Regions from separate parts of the Homo sapiens genome. Here region 2 is linked to region 1. The links are chromatin contacts, found by Hi-C or POLR2A ChIA-PET in ENCODE. All regions are on one chromosome and are shown on one strand. The core of a region is the stretch at or near the end of the contact, and the rest is flanking DNA. Distances in the headings are between cores, read along the strand shown.

What was found. A loop is a pair of places that touch in the nucleus more often than their neighbours do. ChIA-PET counts read pairs that join two places held with the same protein, here RNA polymerase II (POLR2A). Pooled maps may share reads with other maps.
Region 2: a pooled map shows a loop between it and region 1 (2.1-fold over the local background). The contact joins two enhancer-like sites. A Hi-C loop is called at or near these places in 1 of 50 pooled maps. POLR2A ChIA-PET finds 5 or more read pairs at or near these places in 2 of 52 experiments (BJ and T-cell).

The regions. Positions count from the first base shown.
Region 1 is chr4:143,292,701-143,295,796 of GRCh38, forward strand. No RefSeq gene overlaps it. Among named protein-coding and RNA genes, the nearest start is that of GAB1, 43 kb to the right of the region's middle. Within about 2 kb of position 1,816, at least 7 of the 41 ENCODE cell types and tissues checked have a DNase peak (open chromatin) inside an H3K27ac peak, as active enhancers do.
Region 2 is chr4:143,377,166-143,380,331 of GRCh38, forward strand. All of the region lies in intron 1 of GAB1 (GRB2 associated binding protein 1), which reads left to right. Among named protein-coding and RNA genes, the nearest start is that of MIR3139, 35 kb to the left of the region's middle. Within about 2 kb of position 1,651, at least 17 of the 41 ENCODE cell types and tissues checked have a DNase peak (open chromatin) inside an H3K27ac peak, as active enhancers do.

The DNA.
Region 1 (3,096 bases), core at 566-3,065:
ATAGAAAATGGCTTGTATAACATCTTTTAGCAAGGCAATGGTTAATGTAGTATTAGAGCTCAGAGGGCCCAGCTGCTAATATACAAATCTGTTCAGAAGACATGGCTAGTATCTACACTGTGTCTTCAAGAAACAAATGGAGTCAAAATCCTGATTCTTCAGCCAAACATGTTTGCTACAGGTCCCAAAAAGGCATATACATAGAGTGATCCCATGCTCACATACTTTATTATCAGCTGAGGTTCTGACCCCAAATCTTTCCTCCTCTGTTGAGCTGCATAAACACAACCCCACTAACCTAGTTAAGACTTAGCCTAGAAGCAGGTGAAGTTTTGTAGGCCAGTGGCTCTGCATTAGTCACCTTGAGGACGTGTTAAAAGTTGGACTGCTGGGCCCCACCCACTGAGATTTTGATTCAGTTTGTCTAGAGTGGGACCTGAGAATTGTTTACATTTCTCATAAATTATCTGATGATGTTGATGCCACCAGTCTGTGGACCACACATTGAAAATGACTGTTATAGACCTACACTCAAGACTTGTCCCCAGGATCCTACAGCTACAGAAGCAGGAGGAGGCAAGGCAAGTTCCAAGAAAATGCACTTCTACACAAGGGCAAGAACAGCTGGCCAACCCTTCCTTTCCCCAGAGCCCTACCTGAATCCTCCTAGGACTTCCAAAGGCCCAGGGCCACCTTTCAACTGACAGGCTACCTCAGGCCCATCTCTCATTGCACCAGATACACAGGGAAAAAAAGAAAAACAAAATTGAAAAGACAGTCTGAAGAGCAAAATAAGTCCCACTTCCCTCCAAAGGGTAGAAAAAAATGTTAACCCCCTTGCTCCTCCCCCAGAAACTCCACTTCCTATCATGATGACCAAGTTATTGATCATTGCTTTTGTGGAAGAATAAGGTTAAGCTTAGATGTGCAATTAACAAGGTTTATAGTCACGCGCTTTGCCAGATGAACAACTCTTTGCAAAAATATTTACCATAAAATAAAGAAATTGGCACTTCCAATAAAAATATCACTACAGACATTTTATTTGGCCATCCTAGAGAAACATCCACAGAAGTGATCAACACATAATAACCTCCCAATTATCTTTCTCTTTAAGACTTATGGTTTCTTAAAGTGCTTTTTTTTTTTTTTTTTTTGAGACAGAGTCTCACTCTGTTGCCCATGCTGGAATGCAGTGGCACAATCTCATCTCACTGCAACTTTTGCCTTCCTGGTTCTCCTATCTCAGCCTCCTGAGTAGGTGGGATTACAGGCGCGCACCACCACGCCTGGCTAATTTTTCTATTTTTAGTAGAGATGGGGTTGTGCCATGTTGGTCAGGGTGGTCTCAAACTCCTGACCTCAAGTGACCTGCCCGCCTCGGCCTCCCAAAGTGCTGTGATTACAGGCGTGAGCCACCACGCCCGGCCACTTAAAATGCTTTTAACCATGCAAATTAGAGAGGCTAGAGTTAATTTTATAATGCATTAGATAGTTGCTGGGATTACTATTGATTTTTTTCATTTCAAATGGCATTCAGTTAAGGAATATGTACAAATCATCACTGCTTCCATCTTGAATGGTCATTTATAAAATTTTAGGGGCTAGAACACATAAAATATTTTTAGCTTGGAAGATGTGTTGCAGGGTGGAATGTTTGTGGGAAATGTCCTCTACATGAAGGATTTCTGCTCCAAAATGTCTTGATTAATTAACATAAACAGCTTTGAGGAAAAAGAGAACAGCATCTCACGTCTGGCAGGATCCTGGCAGGGTTCTTTGGAAATTCCAAGGCAAGCCAAACACAGGGAAACCAGGCCTGTTCCATCCACGGCTGGTCCAGTTCCAGGGAAACGCCTTGGGCTTGGGAGAGCTCTGGAAAGGCTCTGCTCTAGTTGGCAGTAAACCAAAGTCCATTTCTTCTTTTGCTCCCAGGTCCCCTGAGATAATGAATTGGCTTCAGAGCCCTGGAGAAATGGGCTACAGCTGAGGAGACCTGGAGGACCCTGTCAAGAATGGCCTCAGTCAGGTGCGGTGGCTCACACCTATAATCCCAGCACTTCAGAAGGATTGTTTGAGGCTGGGAGTTTGAGACCATCCTAGGCAACATAGTAACACCCTGTCTCTACAAAAAAAAAAAAAAGAAAAAAAAAATTTAAAGAATGACCCCGATGCCCTGCTCTGCACTGTGAGCTTGTCCTTCCAGAATTTCAAAATGGAATGAATGGAATTAAGCATTATGAGAAAGAAATATAATATTTACTGAAAGTATCCTGCTGAGCTTTTAAAACATATGTTATTTAGTTCTTGCATTAACACTGCAAGACAGAGATTATTGCCTTTTCTATAATACCAGGGGAAAAAAGGGTGAGCAAGAAGGCTAAGTCATCTGCCTCACATCACATAACACATTAGTGACAGAATCAGGATAGGGACAAGAGCCTATTTTATAGCAAAGAAACCATCTTCTCCACCGGATTCCTCCAATTAACTATAGAAAAGGGGAAAGTTCAAAACAGCTCAACACTATTATATTATTTTAAGCCATTCAGACACGAAGTGGGAAATAAGTACTTTGCAGGTTTTTCTCAATATCAAGGAGTGATTCCCACCACCGGGTTCTTGGGCAACATTGCAACATTGTGAAAAAGGTGATGTTGGTTTACAACCTTTCTATATCCCAGCCTCCCTCTCCTGTACCTCTACTACTCCTCTACCACCCAGGGCCTACATTAGCCCCTCATCAGAGCTCCCCTCTCACTCCTGGAGTTTTCCAGAATCCTGATGTGGTCTCCCATCCAATGTCATAAAGACCATGTAATTGTGCCAGTGTACAGAGGAGAGATCCTTTGTACAAGAAGAAACCCACCTCCTACTAGTCTTAAACACCTCTTGCTTAAAAATTAACCCTTCCACGCTCACCACCAACCTCTTTTCAGTACTTCCAATGCTTCCATATACCTGGGCTCAATTTGTGAAATGAGTGTAAAATGCTATCTGAGTAAAATAATTTGCACCACTTGAATGACAAATGGATTCAACTATTCAGAGATATCTGTATTTTAAAGGAAGAGTTCTTAATGAATTTTGAACACT
Region 2 (3,166 bases), core at 401-2,900, 84 kb after region 1:
CAAAAATGTTTCCGAAAAGTTGTGGATGAATCCATTTTTAATAAGCCAAGTACTATAAAAAGCATCAGAAGAACTTGTTAACTGAACTTATCCTAATGTTCTGATCACCTGTTTCTTTTAATAGACATAGTGGTTGCAACAATGCTTTGATTAGTTCCTTTTTGGAAGCTGGCTTTTGTTGGGGGGAGGGTTTTTGTTTCTTGTATCTTAAACTTGACACCTTGATTCTCATTGAAAAAACTTTCAACCATGTATGGTTGGTGATTTGTTGAAATTTATAACTGAAAATCTGCCACTCTGCTTTTAGTATTTGAAATGCCTTGGCAGGGAGACGTTTTTCTCAGAACAGATCTTTTGGAGGACCTCAGGAAGTTAATTATTCTGGCAAGAAGTTCTTTTTGAACTTTTTTGGATCATTATGATATTATGCTAATTTATCTAAAAAATGGATTCTAAGTTGAATAACTGTATAGTCCTGGCAGATAAGAGCATGTCAGATGTCTTGGCACAGTTTGGGGACAGAGGGGACTTTCCCACTTCTTTATGTAATCCACCATCATAATGTGGGAGTTTTATGAAATTTCTTCTGTTATACAGAAATACTTAGCTTTTTAGGCCGTATGTGCTGCTCAGTGAAAACAAGCTCTGTGTATGTCTGTATATGTTTAAATGAAATGAAAAAGAGAAGTGAAATCCAAGAAATTTCTGGTTTGCAGTGGTGATTATTTTTAGCCACGTTCATGTGTTTTAAACAATCCCTTTTAGGTCTGTTGAATGTAGCTTGGAACAGAACGTCCCATAGAAATGATAGTATAGTACACGTGGTGGCAAAGTTTCCATATTAGCCCTCAAAGATTATTTAACTCATCATATACTCACACGCTTTGCCGTACAAGGGGCAATGATGTATAGCGTATAAAAACACTGTTTAATAATACTCAACCTACAGCAACTTTCAATACTAAGAATGAAATAAAATTGAAAAATTGTAAAAATGCATAAGGATAAATTTTGTTTCTCTGAAAAGGTTGCTTTTGAGGAAAAGTAGTTTTAAAGAGACTTGGTGGTGTGGTAGAAGAACTCCCAGCAGACCTGAAGATGTAGCAGATGTATAGCAGTTTGGGCATCTTGGACAAGTAAATCATACTCGCAAGCCTCAGTTTCTTTTAATGTCATGGGGATAGTTGTGTGGATCAGAGCAGAATTTGTGTGAAGGTGATTTGCAAACTGTAAAGTCCTATGCAAATATACAATATATGTTCTGGTTCTTTTCTTAATTATGAAAATCTTGTATCCTGGCCTTTTTCTTGACACTCATATATTAGTAACAAAAATCTTTATGCTTAGCAACAATTAGTAAGGTCCTATTTCGCTCACAAATACAATAAATGCATGTTATTTTGACCTACATGGATGATAGAAACATTTGCTTTTTTGTGACAGCCTATTGGAACTTCCAAAGTGTCTCTCTCTCTCTCTCTCTCTCTCTCTCTCTCTCTCTCTCTCTCGTTTTTCTAGTCTCTAAACCTCTCTTGTTTTTTCTTTGTCTGAGTATCTTTCTGAACCACCGTCTCAAGTTTCAGGTTATACGACAGAGCTCATACTCCAAGCCCTGGCCTCTCTCTGACCTTGTGCCTCTGGCCTGGGACAAGCTTCACACTGCCAGACTCTGCAGCTGACCCTTTGTATCTCCCAGTAGTCTGAGCAGCATTCATTTGCTCAAGGTCTCACCAGAGACCAAACAGGGGCAGCCTCTCTGGAGAGACCATGGCCTCCCAACAGTATTTTTGATGTCAGTGGCCTAGCCTTAGGCCCCGAAGCCAGGAACTAGATGTGATAGGGGCCAAATCCCCCAAACCCGAGGAGCTTTTCTGGTAGAAAATGTGTTATGAAAAAAAGGGGGACTCAGTGGCCATTGCAGACCAAAGCCTCATTCATTGAGGTGGGGTAGGGGTTGCTGGGGACTACAATTCAGAGTTATATATGTAACAGAGTTATGCATATAATTCAGCAAACAAAGAGGCAAGTTGAAAAGGGTTTATTAAAGTATTAATGTTTGTGTCAAATGTATAAAATTCAGGAAACAGGCAGAGCAATAACATTTAATGTTGGAAGAGGACTTAGAGATACAAAAAATAGAGTTTATTCATTCTGGAGCAGAGAAATCTTAAGCCGGATAGGTTAACTGATTTGCAAGTGTCTCCTGCCTTCCAATCCTGCATCCTTAAGGATATCCTTAAGATGATACATCTGGGTTTTGCGATGCTCTGTTCTCCAGGTACGGTTAGCAGTGATTTTGCATAACTATGTGCTGAGACCCTAGGATCTAACAAACTATAAAGGTTAGAAATGAAATATGAGGTAGCCTACTATATCAGCCACCTCTGATTCCCTTCTCCCACCACAGGGAGAATTAGATTGACCGGCTGATCGATTGCTTGATTGAGACAGGATCTTGCTCTGTCACCCAAGCTAGCCTGCAGTGATCTCCACTCACTGCAGCCTCGACCTCCTGGGCTCAAGTGATCTTCCCACCTCAGTCTCCTGAGTAGCTGGCACTACATGTGCACACCACAGTGCCCGGCTAATTTTTTGTATGTTTTGTAGAGACAGGATTTTGCCATGTTGCCCAGGCTGGCCTTGAACTCCTGGGCTCAAGCTATCCTGCCTTGGCCTCTCAAAGTGCTGGGATGACAGATGTGAGCCACTGTGCCTGGCCAGTAATATGTATTAAGTAAGGTAATTTGTAGGAGCTTAGAGAGAACCAGCAATATGACACAGTTTCTGCTCTTTTGGGGCTTACAATACAGTATTATATCATCAGAGGGGGTCCATTCTGAACCATACCTTGAATTAGGCATTAGCATACTAGATTCTAATTTTGTTTCTTCCATTGAATTTCTAACGTGGACCCTGGTTAAGTCTAAGAGATCATTTAAATCGTGGGCCTCAGTTTTTTTATTCATAAAATGAGAATATTGACATGGGCCTCAGTTTTTTTATTCATAAAATGAGAATATTGAATCTTGAAACCCTGTTATTTTTACATTCTGTGTACAAAAGTCTCATGGTACTATCTTTAATTTTACTTATCAGATTTTGAATCTCTAGTGCTCTTTTTATTTCAAGATATTCTTAGCCAAGCTATAAAATCAAACTAATTTAT